Linked DNA regions of Homo sapiens: regions 1 and 2 are each linked to region 3. Evidence: read pairs that join two places in POLR2A ChIA-PET (ENCODE). Cell type or tissue: CD4-positive, alpha-beta T cell. All regions are shown on one strand. Links, peaks and the distances in the headings refer to the core of each region. The heading gives the core; the rest is flanking DNA.

Region 1 (7,132 bases), core at 1,236-6,235, 200 kb after region 3:
AATTAGAGTGAGAGGTATCTGAGTCTGGTTTGCAGTTAGACATTTGTGTGAGGATTAGTGAAGTTGAGCAACTTCTCTTTGACCTGTCAGTCAATTTCGTGTTTTCTCTTCAGATGTGCCTGTTCAGGTTCTTTGCCCAGTTTTAGCTTGGGTATTAGGTTTTGTTCATTTTTCCAGTTAAGAGTAGTGTTAGTTTCTTGTACATGTTAGATAACAACCCCTTTCACAGATGATTCTGCTGAACTTTCTTTCAATCTGTAGGATGCCTTCTTTAATGGTTCATTGTTTCTCTTCCCCATGCGGAAGCTCTAAAATGATGTTTAGTCCTATGTGTTTGTATTCACATTTTTGTTTTCCATCCAAAAAGAATAAAAAATAAGAAAAAGTATTGCCAAATCAATTGCATGGTCAAAGGGTTTCTTGCCATAGATAATTTTTGGTTTTCTTTTCTTTCTTTTTTGCAAACTGCGTGCATAGATACAAGTTTTGCCGAAATAGAAACTCCCGCTTTTCTTATAGGAGCTTTGCGGCTCCAGGATTGGATTTAGGTGTCTATTTTGTGTTGATTTGGGGGTATTACATGTTTCAGACCCTGAAATGTTGATTTCTTTGGCATGTTTTTGTCTGATATCCCACAATGGGGGTTGTGTTCAAATTAAGCTGTGGGACATCTTTTAGATACTGAGTTCAAACAGTTCTCACCTTCCTTGATGTTCATTTAGGGGAGAGGTGTCAGAAGGTCTGGGAAGATCCACAGTGGAAAAAGTTTATCTGTATTTCGTGGAGACTGATGGCCAGCTCCCTTCTGCCCAGGACTTCTGGAGAAGGCCAGCCCTACCACTTGCTTAAATACCTCCCATCTCCAGCCCTTCAGTAAATATTTAAGTGATTTGTTAAATATTTAAACCTTAAGAAAATTGAGTAACCCAGTGGAACTTGAATTTAACTAGAATTTAAGTTTGAGAATAGCTGGTCAGTAGAACAAATGTGACATACTATGGGTGACATAGATTGGGTGACATACTATGGCTTTTAAGGGGTTTTGTTTTGTTCTGTTTGTTTTCTTAAGCAGAGTTAACAATAATTTGAATAAAGAAGGAAAACATTAAATGCTTGGCATGTGTAATGTGAATGCTATTCCATAACTTGTTCAGCCATAGCCTCAATTTGACATGCTAGGCTATGAATCCTAAAGACTGGTATATGGTTACCGCACTGGAGTTACTTTTCTCATTCCAACAACTACAGAACATTTTGAATAGTTTTTTAAAATTTTATTTTAACGAAAGTTAAGAAAAAACCCTTACTTATACACTAAAGAAAATAAACATAAAATGGTCTCCCGCCTGACTCACAAAAGTCCCATGGCCTGATCCTGGCCAGCAGGAGCAGTTGGTGATGAGGATCCAGGGCAAGATGCAGCTGAGCTGCCAGCCTCCTAGATGTGGTTCCCTGGTGTCTACGGTCTGGGTGAGGGATGGTGCAGAGCCGGTGTTCTGGCCAGCATCCCGGTGGGTTCCCAGCCACTGCAGGATGTTGCCAGCCTACGGGTTTTCGGGCTCCAGCTGGCAGGACAGCTTGTAGCTGCAGGACAGAGAAGCAGCTGTGAGGCCACCATGAGCCACACATCAGGTCCCCTGTCAGTGCCTGCCCAGCTGGAATCCTGGGTCCCCAGTGGTCCCCATGCAACAGGGCTTGATGCTGGCCGTGGAGGCATGGCCATAGGCTCTCTGCAGCTGGCCACGGGAGAGCCTCCTCTAGGCCAGGTGGGGTGGCTCACACCTGTAACGTCAGTACTTTGGGAGGCTGAGGTGGGTGGATTGCTTGAGGCCAGGAGTTTGAGACGATCCTGGACATCATCGTGAAACCCCATCTGTACCAGAACAACAACAGCAGAACAACCGGACATGGTGGTGTACAGCGGTAGTCCCAGCTGCTTGGGAGGCTGAGGAAGGACTTGAGCCCAGAAGGCAGACGTTGCAGTGAACAGAGATGGTGACACTGCAGTGCAGCCTGGGCGACAGAGCCAGACCATGTTAAAAAAAAAAAATGGAGAGCCTTCTCCCACCCTCAGCCCATGGGCTAGGCCCTCACCTCTCTTTGTCACTGAGCTGCTCCATTCTTGTGAAATAGGTGACAAATTTCTCAAGAGGCCGAAGCCTGTAATTCATGGCAGCCACTTGGAGCAGCTGCATTTCCTGCAGAACTCGGACCTCCTAGAGACAGAGGACAGGATGCTGACAGGGCCTGGGTGGAAGTTGCTGTGGGGGCCTTTGGCAGGCAGGGAGAAGGGGCTGGTCCCTGGGGCAGTTTTCTGAAGGGGTCCCATGCAGCGCCCCCAGCCTGTTCTCAGAGTTGGATATAAACAGCCCCTCCTGCAGGAATTGGTCTTTGATTCCAGTGCTTTTCCCATTTTCTCCTGGGATAGGTCCCCTCCTCCTGTGTGTGTCAAACACTCCCAGTAAGCCTAAGATGTAGAGGATGGAGCCAGGGAGTGTCCTGCCCAGGGTGGACTGTGACGTCCACATCCCCACCCTCATCCAACGTGAGTGCCCCAGCTGCTCACCTTGCTCCTCTTGTTGGTGTTGCCCTGGAAGGCAGACAGAGTCCATCAGAAAGGCCCCTGGCCCACAACCAGCCCCACCCCACCCCTTCCCATGCTGCACTACTGCCAGGGCCACCAGGGTCAGGGGATGTGCACACGACAGGACTTGGACCTGCCTCAGGCTCCGGGCTCTAGAGCAGGGGGAATGGGAGCTGAGGCCCAGGGACCTTCTGCCCCAACCCTCTGTGATGACAGACAGGGAAACTGAGGTCTCTCATAGAAAGAAAGCGCTCAGTGACCTTGGAACTGCCTGCCCTTGGAGAGGCTCAATTTCACCCTCCTATTACGGGACTACCCTAGGGAGAAGCTGAGCCCAGTTCAGCCCACACCTCAGCAGCTTTGCAGTCAGGCAGCTCTGCAGCTTCACCACTCAGGAATAGGGCCTGGTGGCTGCCATGGAGCCTCCATCACTCAGAGGTGATGAGATGGGCCTGACACCCCCACCCACAGGAGCAGCTGTGAGGCTCTTAGGAGAGGAGGTTTGCCAAGGGCTGAGATCTAAAGGCTCGGTCCAGGACCCTCTCCTCCCAAGCTTCAGGATCTTGGTTCCCAAGCACCCTGCCCCAGGCTCACTCACATCCAGGTCGTCCGGGATGGCCGAATCCAGCCTCTGTAACTCAGTCAGAAAATCCCCCAGGAAGGGGACCACACCCTGTGCCAAGGAGGGGTGGGGAGGTGGGAGGGGTAGTGGTGATGAGTATTGGCCCTCAGGTGCCTGCCCAAGGTCCTGTCCCATGAAATCCCATCAGCCCCTGTCTCCCAGAGCCCCCTCCTCAGGTCTCCCGGTTGGAGCAGCCAAAGACCCTCAGCTGCCTTTCCCAATTCTCTGCCTCCTGTATCCCAGCTGACCTCCAAGTCTAGCAAGCACTCCTTGTTAACCTCTATGGTGGGATTTTAACAAGTCACAAAGGCCTGTGGTCCCAGCTTTACCCTTCCCCACATCTAGTCTGAGTCCAGCTTTCCCAGACCCTTCCTCTGGTCTCTCAAATGAAGGTTTTCCAGGCCCAGTGGCCACAGGAGGACAGGGCTGGGGAGGAAGCCCCCGCTGTCTTGATATGGAGGCCTCCAGCTGGCGGGGAAGGGAGCCCTGTCCTCTGATCCCCTGCGGCCCGTCCATGCCACAGGCTCACTCACCTTCTTCTGCCTCCGCAGCCTCATCTGGACTCTCTGGGGGTTCCTCTCCTGGGTGGCCACCTTAAAGCTCCCCGCCTGCCAGGTGTCAGCGACAGGGACAGTGAGGCTCTCCTCCTCTCCCCCAGTTACACCCCAGCCACCCCGCACTTGGATCCCCAGGGAGTGGCGGGAGCCACCTGGCACCGTGCTCATACCACTGGCCCAGATCCACACTCCCTGTGTGTGTCACCCAGTCTTGCAGCCGGGCCTCCCTGAGACTGTTTCCTCTTCTGTAAAGAGTGATGCAAACCACAGCTACCTCACAGGGCCTCTGAGGGCTCAGTTTCCTGTAGCTGTTGCCGTTGTTCTCACCGTCATCCCTCTGAGGAAGAACCAGGCACGAGCACCCTCAAATTGCTTTCTTTTCTTGAACTTCATTTCTACCCTGTGAGGCCTGCACTACAGGCTCAGCATCCCTTCATTTTCCAGATGAGGAAACAGAGGCCCAGAGCGGGCAGTGGCTCCCCAGGGCCCCCAAAGAGAGGACGCCTCCTTCTGCTCCTGGAGGCTCCGTCTCGGCTGCCTTCAGCTCACATCCCAGCACCACCACCCATCAGGGTCGTGTTCTCTGGAGTCTTTGAGTGTCTAGGTCTCCAGCCACATACAGTCGTGATGGGAAAGGGACAGGGCATTTTAGGAGACCTGGTTAAGTGGCACCTGCCTATCCCAGCCCCACTGGAATCTCTGCCACGCAAACTGGGTTTGAGCCATGCCAAAGGCTTCGCCTCGCCAATGATCCCCCAGGGGAGTTCCGTGCACGGAACTCTCTCTTTCTCCACTGAGGAAGTAGCCTCCTGATGCGCCATCTCTGACTGCAATGGCAGGGTTTTCCAGAGTCCTGGGTGGGGTGACATGTTGCCTTCTCATTTGCATGGACGATTCTGAGATCTGGTCAGGGAGGATCCCCTAGCAATGTATGAATCCCCCAGATACTTGTCATGAGCATGCGTCGCTGCTAACCGGTGAGAATCCTCTGACATGACCGTTTTTGGGTGTCTGCAAAGGGCAGAGTGGGGAGTCCCAGCAAACAGCTACGTCTGTCCCCAGTATGCCCATTGGTACCCAAAGCTGGGCAGTTACTGGACTCCCTGCCACATGAGCTTCCTCTGTTGTTGTTCCCCCTCTCCCCCAGTGCAGGCCAAGGCCCCCTGCCCATGGAGGTGTGCTGCAGACAGCAGCAGCAGCAGCAGCAGCAGCAGCAGCAGCAGCAGAGGCCTGGCTTCCTGAGGAATTGCTGGCCGGTTTGAGGAAGGAAGGAAGTCCCACCTACCATGATCACCCTCCAGCCTGGAGGAAGCTCCATGCCAGCAGCATGGACCAGCATGGGAGCCAGAGCCCTGCTAATGCTGCAGCTCATCACCCCTGCTCAGCAGCCCAGCAGCCCAGCAGCCATTGCCACATCCCATTTCCAGGGCCTCCTGCCCCCATGCCCCCACGTGCCCATGGACCGACACACCACTCTTCCTGTTGGCCCAAGGTAGGCATGGAGGGAATTTTTCAAGTCCACTTTTAGTAGGTAAGTCAAAACCAAACAAAATAACCACTCGACACCTGGTCCAATGCCCTTCCAAACTCACTCTTTTCTCTGACCCTTAAACACTTGTCCTGCATCTCCCAGACTCCACTGTACCTTGATCAGTAGGTCCCTCTTCACTGCAGTGTCTTTTTTGCAGAGTTCTTTTAGCTCTTTCATGCTTTTGCTATGGGCAGAGGAAAGAAAGAAGGGTAAATTTGGGAATCAGGGGAGATTTGTGAGTTCCAGTCCCTTTTGTTTGAAAACCCAGTGAATCCCAGCTTACTGGGTGAGAGTTTTCAGTGGAGTCCTCTGATCACAGGGGCTCCAGAGGACCAGGGTGGGACCTCTCATGCTCCTCCCCTGGGCCCCATCTCCACTTCACATGAGCCACTGCGTGTTTACAGTTAGCTTTCAGCTGGACACAGAGTTCCACTGCTGGGTACAAACACCTGAAAGCCTCCAGTTGGCTCCAGTCTGTTCCTGATGGTTAAAAAACCTTAGTCCTGAGTTGGAAATCCTTGCCTAGGAGTCCAGGGCAGCTTAGTGACCACAGCCACCGGCCCATCCCTGCCTCCAGTGTCCCTGGACTCCAAGAACCTTTCAGAGTCATTGAGGGCACATGGGGGGAGACCTGTGAGTCCCTAGGTCAACCCTGATGCTGCCATGGAGAGAGCCCTCCTCACCTGGACACTCCTGCCCACGTCTTGTGTAGCTGACCTATTGGGTTGCTGCACAGAGCAGAGACGATGACGTGCACCGAGGAGAAGTTGTTGAGGCTTAGGCACTCCTGGAGAGGGAAGAATGAGCTGTGCGGTTCAGAGTTGGAGCTTGGCCCACTACAGCCTCAGCCCCCTCTGCTGAGATCTCCCCTCCTGGATGAAGCAGAGGCCTGGGGAGCCTCAGGAGGGCAGACCTGGGGCCGAGTGGATGTCACTCATCTAGGAGGATTTTAGTTCAACCCAAGGAAGACCCCAGGTCGGAAGTGAGCAGCCACCACTGGGCCGTGGGAGTCAAGGTGAGTGAAGCTCTGGCAAGAAGAGCCTAGGGGATGTGCAGGGTCCAGGCCAGAGATACAGATGCCGATCCTGAAAGCCGATGGAGGAGAAGAGGAAGTTCCCCATTTTTAAAGAGGGAATCCCCAGGCCCAACCATAGCTTACCCTGGCCACCTTGATCCAGTGCTCCACCACCCTGGCCCTGTCCCGGGCCCTCATGCTGTGGTCCCCGAGGCAGGAGGTGGTGATGCAGTTGGTGAGCCTGTTGAAGTGTGCGATGGTGGCACGAACTGTGGGTGCCATGTGCTCATTCCCCTTCAGATGTCCTTGGCCCCAGATGCAGCCCAAGCATTCGTGGAGCACCACCTTCTTGAACAGCTCCTTTGGGGGAGGAGGAGAGTGTCACGGACACAGCACACTGCAGCTCAGAGTCACCCACAGTCCCAGGCAGGGACTGAGCTCACAGTCATCCACGGTCTCTGGCAGGAACCAAGCTGGAGCTCAGAAAGCTTTAAAATGGGCTCCAGACTTGTGGGAGTCCCTGGGTTTGGTTTTCTGCCCCCGAGGGACCTGAATGCATCATGGCCTAGAACCCAACAAGGGTGGGAAGAGAGAGTGACATTTTCTCCCAGGCCATCCACACTCTAAGAACTAGAAGGTGGCTCAGGCCTGCCCATCCTGAGGCCTCGTCTTCCTCCCATCCCAATCAGCCCTCTACTACTCCTCTCCGTACCGGTGCACTTTCCTTGTGGCAGCTGCAACTATGGGCTCTGTTTGGGTGTCTACCATAGAATCCAGTATGCATCAGGTACCTAATAAGTGCTGAGGGTAGTGAGGCTCCTGA
Region 2 (7,132 bases), core at 1,205-6,204, 140 kb before region 3:
TTTTTTGAGACTGGGTCTCACTCTACTGCCCAGGCAAGAGTGCAGTGGTGTGATCATAGCTCACTGCATCCTCAAACTTCTGGGCTCAAGCAATCCTCTCACCTCAGCTCCATGAGTAGCTGAGGCTACAGAGGCACATCACCACACCTAGCTAATTTTCAATTTTTTTGTAGAGACACGGTCTTAGTATGTTATCCAGGCTTGTCTCAAACTCCTAGCCTCAAGTGATCCTCCTGCCTCAGTTTCCCCATTGTCTTGATATATTTTGTCAATCTGAATATCTGTATTCCTTACATATTTAATAAGTAAAAGGAGAAGAAAGAAAAGAAAATATGCCCAGGCCTGGTGGTTCACACCTGTAATCCCACTTTGGGAGGCTGAGGTGGGCAGAATGCTTGAGTCCAAGAGTTCGAGAGCAGCCTGGGTAACATGGCGAAACTCCATCTCTACTAAAAATACAAAAAGTTAGCTGGGTGTGGTGGTGGTGCATGCCTATAGTCCCAGCTACTTGGGGGCATGAGGTCGGAGGATCGTTTGAGCCTGGGAAGTCGAGGCTGCAGTGAGCCCTGATTGTGCCACTGCACTCCAGCATGGGCAACAGACTGAGACCCTGTCTTTAAAACAATTTGAAAAAATGAGAGTCTTATGGGATTCAAGAAAACTCATGTACTTTGAAGACAAACCTTGGTTCACATCCCTGCTGCAACACTGATTAGCAGAATGATCCTGAGCCTCCATTTCCTCATCACTAAAGTGAGGATAAAGACTCCTTCCTTGCAAGATGGCATGAGGATTAGTGTATGCGTAGGAAGCAAACAGCGCAGTGTCTGGTGCTTTAGAGGTGCCCAGAGACAGACTGATAGTAACATGAAATAACAGCAATACTATTATGACTGTAAGTATTAATATATTGAATGCTCAGTTTCAGACTTTGTTTTTGATACTATTATGCATACCAACTCATTTAACTTTCACAACTATGCTCTTCTTTATTATTACCACTATATTGGTGTAGACCTAGAGATACCAAGAGACTGAATAACTCACTCACAGCCACACGTGCACTGAGCAGCAAAGGAAGAATTCACATGCAGGCCTCTGCATCCAAGCATGTGCTCTGCCCCAGCCCCTGCTCTCCAGGCCTGGTCAGTACTAATTGTTATCACCTATGGACCTACCCTAGAGCCTTGGGTACTATAGCTTGGTGATCCACCACTACAAACTCTTCTTTTTGGCCCACAAGACCGCAACCTCATCCCCTCCACCAAGAGCTTTCAAAACACCAAGGTAGCTAAGCACTGCCAAAACCACACCTCTAAGTAGAACTCCATGGCTGTCTCCAGATCCTCCCGCTGGGCTGCCAGCTGGGCCAAGTTCTTATAAGTGGAATATTTCAGTATCAGCCCAGGGTGTTTCAACCCCTCTTTCTCATCACCGGATGAAACTGCCTGTGAACAAAACAGAACAGAAGTGACAACTAGACCTTGAAGCCTCAGCAAGCAGCCAGCAGGATACTTGGCTTCCAGGCTGGCCTCTGCTGCAGGCCCTTGAGCCAGTCTAGTGTTGTCCACCACTGGAAAATGAAGGCACTGCACCATGTGTTCTTATAAGACCACTCCTACTCCAAGCGCACAGAGAAGAACAGACCACCCTGAGGTATTAATAGTTTGCAGAGAGTCTGGGCATCCAACAGAGAGAAACTGCCCCACCACTACTGCCATGCCTGAGGGTTCAAGCCTAGCGAATAACATTTACAGCATAGGTAGACCCAGTCAGCAGCTCCAGGTATAAGATAAAAGACAAAGTATCAGCAGGCTGCCTGGGGGCAGAAGGCCTAGAGCTTCACTGCAGGCACTCCAGGATTAGGAATCAAGAGACTGAGCTCCCAACTCTATAACTCATCACATGAGCATAGACAATTGCTAATTTAACTAAAACGTTAGTGTCTGACCTCTGTAATTAAGAAAAATAATTCCTACCCTAAATAGCAAAAGTTAAAGTGAGCTGAAAGACCATCAGAATTGCAAATATGCTTAATATGAAAAGTTATTTCATTACAGCTTTAATGACCTTATATTCTAAGAAACTGCTGATTAGAAAACTATTGCTCCAACCACAGGACAAAGACTAAAACATTTTCTAACAGAAAAACTCACGGGCACCAAGAAGCTCTTTCCTGGGGCAGGTGGCTTCCACACATTGCTCTTCATGTTCTGAACAGGTAAGATCTGAAGACATGCCACCCTCAGGAAGCATCCCTTGACTAATCCAAGAATCTACCTACCTTGGAGGTCTTAAGGAACTTCTTTAAGACTGAGAAGCTCAAATGAAGCCCCATTCAGTTATCTTCTACCGTCATCTGACTTATCATACAAAAAGGCCCCCAAGAACCAGCTGACCAGGGCTGGATCCCAGCTACCTCTGTCCCTCCAGGTACAGAACTCTTCAAAGAATAGTGGGAACAAATTTACAGAGACTAAGTGAGTCTACTTCGAACTAAACAATCAGCAATACACATGGACATGCACATAACAGTGGATGCTTTTAACTAACCTCCACCTAACAGACTACCTACATTCAGCACCACTCTCCATCCACCCTGAAAGGCTTGCCCGAGCAAGTCCCTCTAGGACACCCACCAGTCAGGGTGAATGCTTCTTAGGAGTCAGCTGGGGTCCAGGGCCTATCTATGCCAATCTTCTGCAAAACTGTAATTATGTAATTAACATTAAGTATGCCAATGCAATATGAGTGTAAAAAGAAACTGTTCTATGTATTTTCTGTACTTCTCCATTGTTTACAATGAGCATGTTGTCCCTTTTAAGGCTGAAACAACCTTTTAAGGCTGAAAGTGATACACTGTGCACAGAAAGATGCACACACCTACAACTAAAAGGCTGACACATGACCGTGCCCTTAGGTAAAAGGTTTCTGCCTAGCAACTGTTGGATGCTGGGCCCACCTGGCATTCCACCACGTCCTGAGAGGGAAGACCAACATGCCCACCAACTGGTCCATAACCAAAGCTCAGTAAACATGGAATAAACTAATTTTCCCTCTCTGGGTCCTCACCCACTTCCTACTAACAGGAGAGGAGGAGGTCACAAGTCCCATACCACTAATTCCAAAGCACTGTAACCAGTAACCAAAGAATCTTGACAAGCTATATAATTAGGAATACAAAGAAAAACCGTGGGTGAGAGAAGGAACAGATGCTTTCTTCTCACAATTAAAACTCAGTATTCTATCTCATCGGCAGCAAAAACCATCAAGGTTTTTGCTTGAGTCATAAGTGTCTGCATGCCTAGCACTACAGGAGACTCTGCTCAACTCAAGGACTGTGCAGTCCAGTAAATACCCATGGAGCTTATCTGCTTCCTTAATGCACATCATCTGCATGTTTGGGCGAAAACAAACATGAAAACTTGAAAACAAACGCCTTTCCTCCTAATGAAATATACACCTTCCTAAATCAATTTCAGGTTGGGACCAATTCCCAAACCTCCAGTCGACATCTCCAGTCAACTCGAGGATTAACTCACTCACCACTACCACAGTCCCCATGCTGGGACCAGGTCTTGCTCTGCCTGCCCCTCTCTACTGTAACCAGTGTCCCCAGTCCTTCTGACTATATTCAAAATTGCATGGCATGTCTATACAGACTTCCCAAGCTCATGGTCTTTTACTCAAATGGCATTTGCTAAAATGTGCTGCCAGTAGGATCATTAGGTATCAGCAAACCATGGACTCCAAACCTGGTTCGAATGCTTCACTTACTTGGATGGCTTTGAGCCATCAAGACCTCACTAAGCCTCAGTTTCCACATTTGTAAAACCCAGCTACTGGGCAGAGTGGTTGTGAAGATTAAGTAATAACGATAGCTGGCCTTTAACAAGCACTTACACCAGGAATCATTTTACATGCTTCACTGGATTTACTCAACCCTCATAAAAACTCAATGAGGCAGATACCTAGAGGTGGGGAAATAGGGGCAGAGAGGTGAAATAATGTTTTCAAGGTTCCCCAGCCAAGAAATGGGAGAGCAGAGGTAAGGCCCAGAGTACCCAGCCCCACAGCCCATGCACTAACCACCACGGCACACTGCCTGGCCTGCTGATGCCTCACCTCCCGCAGCAGGCTCGCCTCCAAGAGCTCATGGTAGGCTTTGGCAGACTCCTCAAACCGGTCATGTTTCTGCAGATCAAGGGCCTTGTGGTACAATGCAAAAGCCTCTGCTTCCTGCAAATCAAGACAAGAGATGTTTTCATACAGCATAAAGATCTGTCTTTTTTAAGCCAAAAATGTGTGTAAGGCGGGGCTACAGTCAGAGGAACCAACCATGTGATTAGATAGCTGGAACTTTCAGCTCCCCCACCTCCCAACTTCCAGGAAGGGAAGAGAGGCTGGAGATTGAGCTGATCACCAATGATTTAATCAATCATGCCTATGTGATGGAATCTCTGTTTAAAAACCCTAAAGGGCAGGGTTCAGAAAGCTGCTAAGTTGGTGAACAACATCAAGGTGCTGGGAGGGTGCCGCACCTGGAGAGGGCACGGAAGCTCTGTGAATCCACCCCATACCTTGCCATAAATATCTCCTCCACTTGGCTGTTCCTGAGTTGTATCCTTCATAATAAATTGGTAAATGTAAAGTGTTTTTCTAAGTCCTGTGAGTCATTCTAGCAAATTATCAAATCTAAAAGGGGTAGGGGGTGAGAATCCCTGATTTTACAGACCGGCTGGACAGAAGTGTAGGTATCCTGGCACTCAACGCTTGCAACTGGCATCTGAAGTGAGGGCAGTTTTGTGGGATGAGCTGTTAGTGCTGTGGAGTCTGACACTAACTCTGTGTAGCTAGTGTCAGAATTGAATTGTAGGACACCCAGTTGGTATATGGAGAGTTGGAGAATTGGTATGGGGGGAAAATACCCCAAACATATGATATCAGAAGGGTTGTGAGTAAAATGTTCAGTGTGAATGGTTTCCATTGCAGGCCAGGCACAGTGGCTCACATCTGTAATCCCAGCACTTTAGGAAACCAAGGTGTGAACCGAGGAGTTCATGGCCAACCTGGGCCACATAGAGAGACCCCTGTCTCTACAAAAAAATTTAAAAATCAGCTGAGCATGGTGGCCTGGTGTCTGTAGTCCTAAACTACTCAGGAGGCTGAGACAGGAAGACTGCTTGAGCCCAGGAGTTAGAGGTTACAATGAGCTGTGACCATGCCACTACACTCCAGCCTGGGTAACAGAGTGAGACCCTATCTCTTAAATAAACAAACAAAAGCTGGTTTCCATTGTTTTCTTTTCTTTTTTTTTTTTTTTTTTTGAGACGGGGTCTCACTCTGTCGCCCAGGCTGGAGTGCAGTGGCATGATCTCAGCTCGCTGCAACCTCTGCCTTCCAGGCTCAAGCTATTGTCCTGCCTTAGCCTCCCTAGTAGCTGGGACTACAGACATGCACCACCACGCCCAGCTAATTTTTATACTTTGAGTAGAGACGGGGTTTCACCATGTTGGCCAGGCTGGTCTCGAACTCCTGACCTCAAGTGATCCACTCACCTCAGCCTCCCAAAGTGCTGGGATTACAGGCATGAGCCACCGCACCCGGCCTGGTTTCCATGTTTTTCTACTCACCACTCTGCCATAGCCTGATCATTGCCTGGGGAGGATGACAATCTCCTGTGGGAGGGAGGGGGCACTGGGTAGGTTGAGCCTCACTGACATGCCTTGCAGACTAGGGACAGGTGACTAGTAGACTTCTGAGACAGCTCTGGAACTGTCCTGATTTCTACCATAAAATGCAGCGGGGTGGAAGGGAAGGCATATGTTTATTTCAGGGAAAACAAAGGCAGGAGCAAACTCTTATTACACTAGGATAGGAGAAGGGTATGGAGATGAATGGATGGAAAGAAGAAGGCTGAAATGGAAGAGATGCCAGGCCTCATGGGAAAGAGGAGTGACCAACAATCTAGGGAGTTGAGGTTGGACCTGGCTCCCTCACTGACCTGGAGGGTGATCCCAGTCTAGGCTGCTCCCCTCAAGAGTCTCATCACACTGTAAAGTGAGGGCAATACACTAGGGAACCTCGAAACACCATCTACCATTAATATTCTACCATTCCCTGGGTATCCCAACTCCTGAGGGCTGCACAAAGAATGGGGTGCATGGAAGTAGGCCTGGGGGCTGAGCTGGCCTTCACATACACTGATAGAATAAATATAATTTCTCCTCTATATGATCGTCTGCTAAGTAAAACAGGTTTAACAGGAGATGGAGAGCTAGCCATCTTTCAAAATGGAATTTCCCCCTAAAGCCCCACTGAGGAGATGCCTAAATGTATTTAAAATGAGGTTCCCTCTATAGAAATGAGAAGGTCCACCTACAGAGAAGACCTCGCATTACGTACCTGAGCCTCCTTTGTCTGGGTTTTGTGACTTTTAAAGCTTCCTTCATGATCATCCTCAATGGTGGAGCTGGCATTTAAGGCTGCAATTCGAATCTAGAAACAGGGGTTTGGTGGAAGAGACAAGTTGCTTTGAGATGTCACTCATCTCTTCAAATACCCACAGATGAATACAATTCTGCTCCAGCATATGATCTATTCTACCTTGAAAAGCTATGACCTTCTCAGATGTGGGGAATGAACAAAAAAATCATCCTCTAAAGAAAAAAAAAAAGAAGGGCGGGGGGTGGGGGGCCGAGGGGGGAGGGTTATGCCAATCTGTGCAGAAAGTATGTCCTGGGTACTGTCCACTGCAAAAGCAACAGACACTGGGGACACCCCAGCAACAGCTCAACACAGTAGAAGACCCAGGTAATGGAACAACAGATTTCAACAAAACATGTTAACTTTATGTCTTTCCAGCAACTGTGACAAGGTCCTGCAAGCCGCTTCAACCACCAGGCAAGCAATCTCACACCCTCAAAGGTGCCAACAGCCTTCCTGGGAGGAAGGCTACTCCATAATAAGAGCCTTCAGAATCTAACAGGAAAATGCCCCTCGCCCCCAGGAGTAACGTAACAAAAGAACACTGAGGTCCGCAAAATAGGCAGGCATCAGTCCTTACCATATTCAGAGAGATTCAGCACTGCCACGAGCATCACTTCTCATCACTGGCAAAGGTTGCCCCAGT
Region 3 (7,132 bases), core at 807-5,806:
GTATCCCAGAAGAATGGTGTGTGTGAGGCTTATAGTGGACAGATGGGGGACAGGCCTTGAACCTACAAAATGAGGTTCAAGGCCTGCCAGGCTGTCTGTCTGTTGCAAACAGTGGCCCTGAGGAGAGTGAGGGTCACCCTGTAGGCCGGGGGTCTTTCTCAGCAGATGACATAGTACCACCAGAGTGATGGAGAACAGGCAGATGGACCCCACACCTGTCTGTCCTGTACCTCAGAGTTTGTGGCGTTACTTGGAAATGCATTTCCAAGGCTGACCCTGCAGGTCCTGGGGCAGTCAAACAGGGGTTTGAGGAAGAGACCCACCACCTGGTGGGCAGTGGAGCCTGTGCTTTGGAGGAAATGGAGCTGGCCATGGGATGGGGGTCAATGGGGGCAGGTGTGGCTTGAAGGTGGGATGTAGCAGCTGACCTCCCCAGCAGGCAGGCCGGTTATTAGTCCCAGGGGACTTAGGAACACTTTGGGCAGGGCAAGCGGATAGGTCCCTGACCCACAGACACCCCCTTTGTTCCTGGAGTCCAAGGACCCATGACCTTGTGGATGCCCCCAGGGGGCCACAGAACCTCAGACACTCACCTGCTTTTGGAGGACAGCTCTCACCAACCCTCCTGCCCTCACACAGCAGGTGCCCAGCCTGCCCTGCCCATCTCCTCGGCCCTCAGAGTCTAACTTGCTCATGTGAGGCCACAGGGCCCTTGCAGGGGGCATGGCATTGAGTGTATGACCATGCCCTGGATCCTGGGGTCAGTGTCCTCATCTGTGAAATGAGGGAGTTGCATTAGATGCTCATGGGGCACTGCGCCCCTGCTCTCCCTATCTGTGACACAGCCGAGAGCAAAGACCGCTGAGGCGGGGTGGGAGCCAGGGGGCCAGCCAGGGCTTGGTGGGGTGTGGGGCCCGAGGCAGAAAGAGTTTGTTGTGGGGGGAACTGGGGGTCCTGGGCAAAGCTCAGCCTCAGGCCTTGGGAGGCTGGGGCTGGGGGCACCCAGGAGCTGAGGGGATGTGATAAAGGCCAGGGCCGAGGAGGGTGCCTGTTACACCACAGGTACTCAGATCCAAGAAGGAAACCTCAAGCCTGAAAGCCAGGCTGAGAGGAGTGGGACCTTCCCGCTACAGCTGGAGCCATCCCATGCCCCCCATGTCTCCCCCAGCTGGGAGGTAGACGAGGGGCTCCACCGCCCTCTCACTGAGTTAACAATGAGACTGAGGCCCTCGGCTGGCAGGGAGTAAGCTGAGGAGGGCCTTGCTTTAGAGACCTTCATGGAAGGGGTGCCCCATCCCAAGATGGGTGCCACCCTTCCAGACTCCCTGGAGCTTCTATTCTCCTTCCTCTTCCTAATCTTCACCCCACCCAGCCCCATTGCTCTTCTGGAAGGAGAGCTCGCTGTCCAGTACTGCGCGGGATGACCGAGTGAACAGGGGACTGGAGACGAGATGTGGCTGGAGACTGAGAGAAGCAGAGGAGTCACACTCCACTCACCTCCACCTCCCAAAGTGCCGGGATCACAGGCTTGTGCCACTGCGCCCAAACATAACTGAAGGTTTTACAGACATGTCTGTGGCACCACAGAACACGAACGGTCCCAATGGAAACCCCACGCCCAATTTCCTCAGGGAACTGCTGTGGCGGAGGCTTGGTGGGTGTCTGAGGGGAGCAGAACCCAAGGCGTGGGGTTCGGGGGTGGACGGGGCGGTATGACCAAGAACTCTGCACCTCCCCCACCCACCCGCCTGAAAACTCTCCTGAAGTCACCTAACAAAGTGGATGGCAGTGAGTGGCTCTGGGTGGGATCTTTCTGTCCTCTGGCTACCCTCTGCCCAACAAGAAGGCTGGGGAAGGTGGGGCTGAGAGAAAGGTCTAGGCCTAGAAGACCTCGGACTCCTCCCAACTCCAACTCCTCCTCCCCCTCTTCCGTGGTCGGCTCACCTCCAGCACCCCACGTGGTGGCCCTAGGTACAACGGATTCCGGCGGGCAGAGCGCCTTAGATCCCGAGTCTGCAGCCCAGGGCAGAGTGCCAACTTCTCCTCATCCCTTCGTACGCCATAGAATGGAAAGACACTGGGGCTCCTCTGTTAGGAGCGTAGGAGGGACAGGCTGGACAAAAGGGCTCCCGAACAGCAGGTTCGGAGGAGAGCAACCCGGCCCTGACCCCCGCCCCCAACACCGTTCCCGACCTCGCTCCCCAATATCCCGGCTCTGCACCAATTCCTCCCGCAAGCCAAGGAACCCCGAGGCACTCCTAGTCTCTAAACCGTTTATTTCTCCCCACCAGAAGGTTGGGGTGGGCGGGCCTAGAACACAGCGTGCGGCGGGTTCCCGGGTGGAGCCAGCGCAGACAGCGTGGGTCCCTGCGGCTCTTAGGCGAAGGTGGAGTTGTTCCAGCCCACATTGGCCGCGTTCATGTCGTAATAGTTGATGTAGACCCTGCGGGGGGAGGAGGCCGGACTCAGCGGGTGGCTCAGTCCCGGGCCTGGCCGCGCGCCGCCGCCCCTCCCCCGCCCCTCCGCGACTCCGCGTACCTGTCCGGGCTGATGCGCAGGCGCTCGGCCAGCAGGCCGCACAGCAGCTTGCTGTAGGAGCGGTTCTGCGCGCCGCCGATCTTGCCGATGCTGTGCAGGCTGCAGAGCGCGCACGGCTCGCTGGAGCCGCCGAAGGCCATGAGCTGGTCCGGGACCACGTGCACCGCGATGTACTGCGAGGAAAGGGCGCGGTCAGCCCGCCCCAGCGACCTCGTCGGGCCCCGAACGTCCACTTCGGGCCCGAGCCACCGTCCTCCCCCCGCCCCGCCCCCCAGCTCCGTTCAGGAGTCGCCTCCCCAGCTCCCAGCGCGGAACCCCTCGTCCGGTGGGCACCCCCCTCTTCCTGTCCCCTCCCGGCAAACCTGGGGGGGCTTGCCGGTGGCCTGCGCCAGCTGCTGGGTGAGCTCGGAGAGGAACCCGTCCGGCACGGAGGCGCGGGGCACGTTGGTGTTTACGATGAACATCGGCATGATGGCAGAAGGACCAGGAGACCCGCGCAGAGGCACAGACGCACGCGCCGCGGCCGCCGCTGAGCTACGTGCCTGACTTCTCGGACACCACTGTGGTCCCGCCTTTTGTGACGCCACCGCCGGCGCCAGGCCCCGCCCCCGCGAGGCTGCGGCTCCGCCCCGAGTGGGGAAGTCACCGCCTGCCTCGGCTCGACCCCCGCAGGGCAGGACCCTGGGCGACTCCGCCCGTTCCTCCAGCAACCGCCGCTAAGCCCGGCGCACCGCTCCAACCTGTTCTCCACTTGGCGGCTAGAAATCGGCCTGTTCCGGCCTCGCCTCGGGTCTTTCTTAGTCCTTTCACTAAGTCACCGATGTTAGTCGCCAGGAGGCGCTGTGCCGGGGGTGGGGATGCGGCGGTGAACCCGGAAGATGGCCCCTTACCCTTCCAGAGATGAAGCCCAGTTCATTCCACTGCACGCACTGAGCCCCTGTACCTCCTGTCTTTGGGCCACATGTCCTCAAGGGCTCCAGTCCCGCATGCGTGAGCTTGTGTGTTTGAGATGGGGCGGGGTAGTCATCGCGGCAGGTGAGAGGGGAGCTGCCCCTGCGAATCACCATCCAGGGAACTTCCCTGAACCCCTGCTCTTTAAAGAGGATAGGATGCTGGGAGGCACCGAAGGGAAGGAGGCGAGGTCCAGAGCAGGTTCAGTGGTTCAAACGTGCTCAGCTCCCCTTCTCTGGGCCTCTGGGCAACTTCAGCTCCTCAGGGAAGCCACACCCTAGTCAGGTCCACCGTGTATGGCCTCTCATAGAGCCCTTGGTGAATTTCTTAAATGTCTTTTCCACTAATGGTAAACTCGGGGACCATCTAGCAGGTGCCAGGCATACAAGAGACATTGACTAATACTGCTGAATGAATGAATGAATGAATGGGTGAAAGAAGATAAGCCATGACATAGCAGGAAGAGGACAAGGCAGCAACTGGATCACAGGCCAGGTCCTCAGAGATTTCCAGGGAGGTCCTGTCCTTGGTCTCTGATAGGTGCAATCCATATACCAGTCTCAGTGAAGGCCATGTGATATAGGAAGGACACCCATGCCTGTGGGACCCTCGTGGCACCAGCCAGCCTCCAGCTGGGAGGCCCCATGGCCCATTTATACAAATAGCCTATGGGTATTGGTTCCTGCAGCTGGGCCCCAGACTCTTTCCCTCCTGGTGTCACACCTTCTCTTACCTGTGCCCAGGGCTCCCTAACTGATGGCACTCCATACCATGTCTCCAGCCAGGGGCACTCCCCTAAGTCCCAGGCGCTGACAGCAGCTGACTGAGTGTCCACTGCTCTGTAAAGTCCAAATGTATGACTTGTCCTCCTACACCTCATCACCTGCCAGTAAAATATGCTTCCTTTCACTATCCCTTTATTCCCACTTCTCTCCATTCCCTGAACTACCGCCTAGTCTACACTACCTGCATCCCCTTTGGCCTGGACCACTGTGACTTCCCTATGGTGGACTGCTGCTCCTCAAGGGAGGAGTCTGTTTCCAGCCCCAGGCAGCAGAGTTAGCCCCGACTCCCTGTGCCCTATGAAAGCTGAGCAGAATTACATAAGTCACTCCAGGCAGAAGACTGAAGAGCCAGGGCCTGGTTGACCTGTGCCCTGTGAACCTGAATGACAAGGTGCAGCCTCGCCAGCAAGCACATGAGCTGCCCCTGGAGGTGAGCCCCTGCCAATCTCAGGTTGTTACCATAACAAAGGGTTGCCTTACCTGGCCAGTGACGGAGCAGGAGCATTGCCATCTTGAACAAACACCACCATTCTAAGTTCCCCCTTAATTAAAAGCCGCCTAAATCCAGCCCGAAAATATCAGCCTAATAGCTAATGTCAGCATAACCAGAAACATTCCAACCCTAAGATAAACCCTTCTCTGACCAGAAACATGCCAACCCGGAGACAGCCTCCCTTCTGACCAGAGACATTCCATCCCCGCAATAAACTTTCCCTCACACAGAAACATTCAGAACCTATGATAAGAACCCCCTCCAAAACCCTTAAATATCCTTAGTTTGTAAGAGAGTGTGGCTCTGACCTAACTTGGCCAGAAGCCCCTCTCAAGTTTGTTTTCCAAAATAAACCTGTCCTTGTTGACTGTCGAGCCACCCTTGGTGTTTCTTTCCTCTTTAATTCTTATAGCCAGGACAGCCTCTGAGCCACTTGTCATCTCCTTGTACCCTCCCCAGCTGTTTCCAGTGGCAGTCAGCCTCATCCTTCTAGAAGGGTACCCAAAGAAGTGATATGATTTGCCTCTTACTAGCATGGACATTTGGCTCACTTTCCCCATCTGTAATTTGGGGATGACAATAGTGTTCACCTGACATAGAGGTGTTATGAGCACCAAGTGGCCTAAATGCCAATGACAGTCTCCTCTGATACTAGGGGTAGTACTGTCACAAGGCCCTGGGGTAACCCGGTCCCTGTGAGCCTCCGCCAACCCTCCCTGGTTCTCTGAGTTATGGCGCACTGTCCTTCAGTACCATGGCTCCTGGCTCCAGGGTTGGGGGTTGGTTCTGAAATCCAGTTTGCCCACATTTTCCCTCATCTGACTCCAACTCATCCTTCAGTTCTTGGCTCAGCCTTAGTTCCTTGGGAAAGCCCCCGGAGCACCTGGCTTGGTCCATTCCCACACGTGCCCAGTACCTGTCCTGTCCTTCGAGGCTATCTCCATATTTCTGAGTTAAGACTGCATGTCTAGGCGGTAAACTCCATCCCAGTGGGGACAGTCTCTTTTTGGGCATTGCTGTATGCATACCTCCTGACCCCTTACCTCCGTGGTAGGCAGATGACCCCCTGCCCACTAAAGAATAGCAGGGGGAGGACAAGCACTAATCCCTGGAACCTACAAGTATGCCATGTTACCTGGCAAAAAGCACTTCACAGATGCAATTAGGATTATGCATCTGTGCATAATAGGGAGATTAGCATGGAGCATCTGGGTACACCCAATCTAATCACATGAACTCTTAAAAGCAGATAATTTTCTCCAGCTAGAGTGCCAGATTCCAAGCAAGAGAAACACTCGATGTCCATTACCGGCTTTGAAGATGAAGGGGACCAGAGACCTCATGGTACAACCACAAGGAACTGAATTCTGCTCACAACCAGATTGAACTTGGAAGTGGATTTTTCCCTTGTCCCTTCAGATACCTTGACTTTGGCCATGCGAGTCCTTACACAGAAGACCTAGTCATGTCACGCCGGACTACTGACCCACAGAAACTGTGAGATAATAAATGCGTGTTGTTTGAAGCTGCTAAAAATTTGTGTTGATTTATTATAAGAGCAAAAAAAAAATAATACACCTTGGGACCCATAGGGACACAATAATTATCCGCTAACCATGGACAAATGCGCTAGGAGGCATTGGCAGGCATGGCTGCTGACTCCCTCTTCCTCCTCATGGCAGCATCCCAGATCTGTTCGTTAGAAGGTTCACTGCCCCAGAGTTCCTGCCACCCAGGTGTGGCCACCTCATCTCCCACCCCATCCCAGCACATCCAGCTGGAGGCACAACTCACCTCAGCTTCCTCACCCCTAGGCCTCTGAGGAAGCATTTTCATGGTCTGATTCCAAAGACAGCGGTGTGTGTGTGTGTGTGTGTGTCCATGTGTGTGCGCGTGCACGTGTGTCCACATGAGTGCTCACATGCACTATGAGCCTATGAAGCTAGAGTAGCTGAGAAGTCACCATCTAGCCCTGGAGTGTGCACCCAGACAGGAGCCTGGGCTCCCCGGGCAGAGTCATCTCTCTCCAGGTGTTTGATTCTCTCTAATCTTCAATGATTCCCTGCTACCTGCAGAATGAACCAGAGAATGGGGGCAGAACACGACCCCTGAAGAGCGCTGGCTCAAGCTGAGCTCCACTGCTAATCCACAGGGTCACTCTGGACCCCTCGGGTGGCCTAAAGGCCTCCTCAATAAAATGGAGATCAAGGAGATCAGGAAGCACACAGACTCTAGACTACACTTCCCATGAGCACTCTGAATGATCAGCACCAGCGCGCCACGGACCTCAGGTACCAGGCGAGGTCCCAGACGCAGCGTGTGCAGTGATCAAGGTCTGGGGTCCATGGTCACCAGGTCTACTCCT

The links. Peaks named below come from ENCODE experiments on the same cell type or tissue, not always from the same donor. Only the 100,000 strongest peaks of a DNase experiment are listed, where the experiment ranks them.
Region 1: POLR2A ChIA-PET joins it to region 3 with 10 read pairs; 5 of 35 experiments call an interaction of 5 or more read pairs at or near these places.
Region 2: POLR2A ChIA-PET joins it to region 3 with 10 read pairs; 4 of 35 experiments call an interaction of 5 or more read pairs at or near these places.

Annotation. Positions count from the first base shown.
Region 1 is chr22:23,693,296-23,700,427 of GRCh38, reverse strand. RGL4 (ral guanine nucleotide dissociation stimulator like 4) reads right to left here. Exons shown (of 11, transcript NM_153615.2): 4 at 6,454-6,669; 5 at 5,978-6,081; 6 at 5,409-5,478; 7 at 3,740-3,814; 8 at 3,183-3,257; 9 at 2,567-2,590; 10 at 2,095-2,216; 11 at 1,260-1,584. The coding sequence ends at 1,545. It also overlaps the pseudogene GUSBP11. Among named protein-coding and RNA genes, the nearest start is that of RGL4, 5.8 kb to the right of the region's middle. RefSeq lists enhancers at 3,694-3,773, 4,508-5,008. In CD4-positive, alpha-beta T cell, for the core only: no CTCF peak of the experiment used is centred there; DNase peaks (open chromatin) are centred at 4,037 and 4,692; H3K4me3 peaks cover 1,937 bases; H3K27ac peaks cover 3,436 bases.
Region 2 is chr22:24,035,455-24,042,586 of GRCh38, reverse strand. CABIN1 (calcineurin binding protein 1) reads right to left here. Exons shown (of 37, transcript NM_012295.4): 2 at 7,067-7,132; 3 at 6,406-6,498; 4 at 4,126-4,239; 5 at 1,314-1,448. The coding sequence starts at 7,069. Among named protein-coding and RNA genes, the nearest start is that of CABIN1, 28 kb to the right of the region's middle. In CD4-positive, alpha-beta T cell, for the core only: no CTCF peak of the experiment used is centred there; a DNase peak (open chromatin) is centred at 4,196; H3K27ac peaks cover 874 bases.
Region 3 is chr22:23,890,351-23,897,482 of GRCh38, reverse strand. It overlaps MIF (macrophage migration inhibitory factor), which reads right to left and starts at 3,100. Exons shown (of 3, transcript NM_002415.2): 1 at 2,901-3,100; 2 at 2,539-2,711; 3 at 2,260-2,443. The coding sequence starts at 3,008. The coding sequence ends at 2,377. It overlaps MIF-AS1 (MIF antisense RNA 1), which reads left to right. Exons shown (of 3, transcript NR_038911.1): 2 at 1,373-1,654; 3 at 1,951-3,773. RefSeq lists enhancers at 1,810-2,617, 2,618-3,425. In CD4-positive, alpha-beta T cell, for the core only: CTCF peaks have their summits at 1,992, 3,152 and 3,356 (motif pointing right); DNase peaks (open chromatin) are centred at 1,942, 2,602 and 3,202; H3K4me3 peaks cover 2,596 bases; H3K27ac peaks cover 2,409 bases.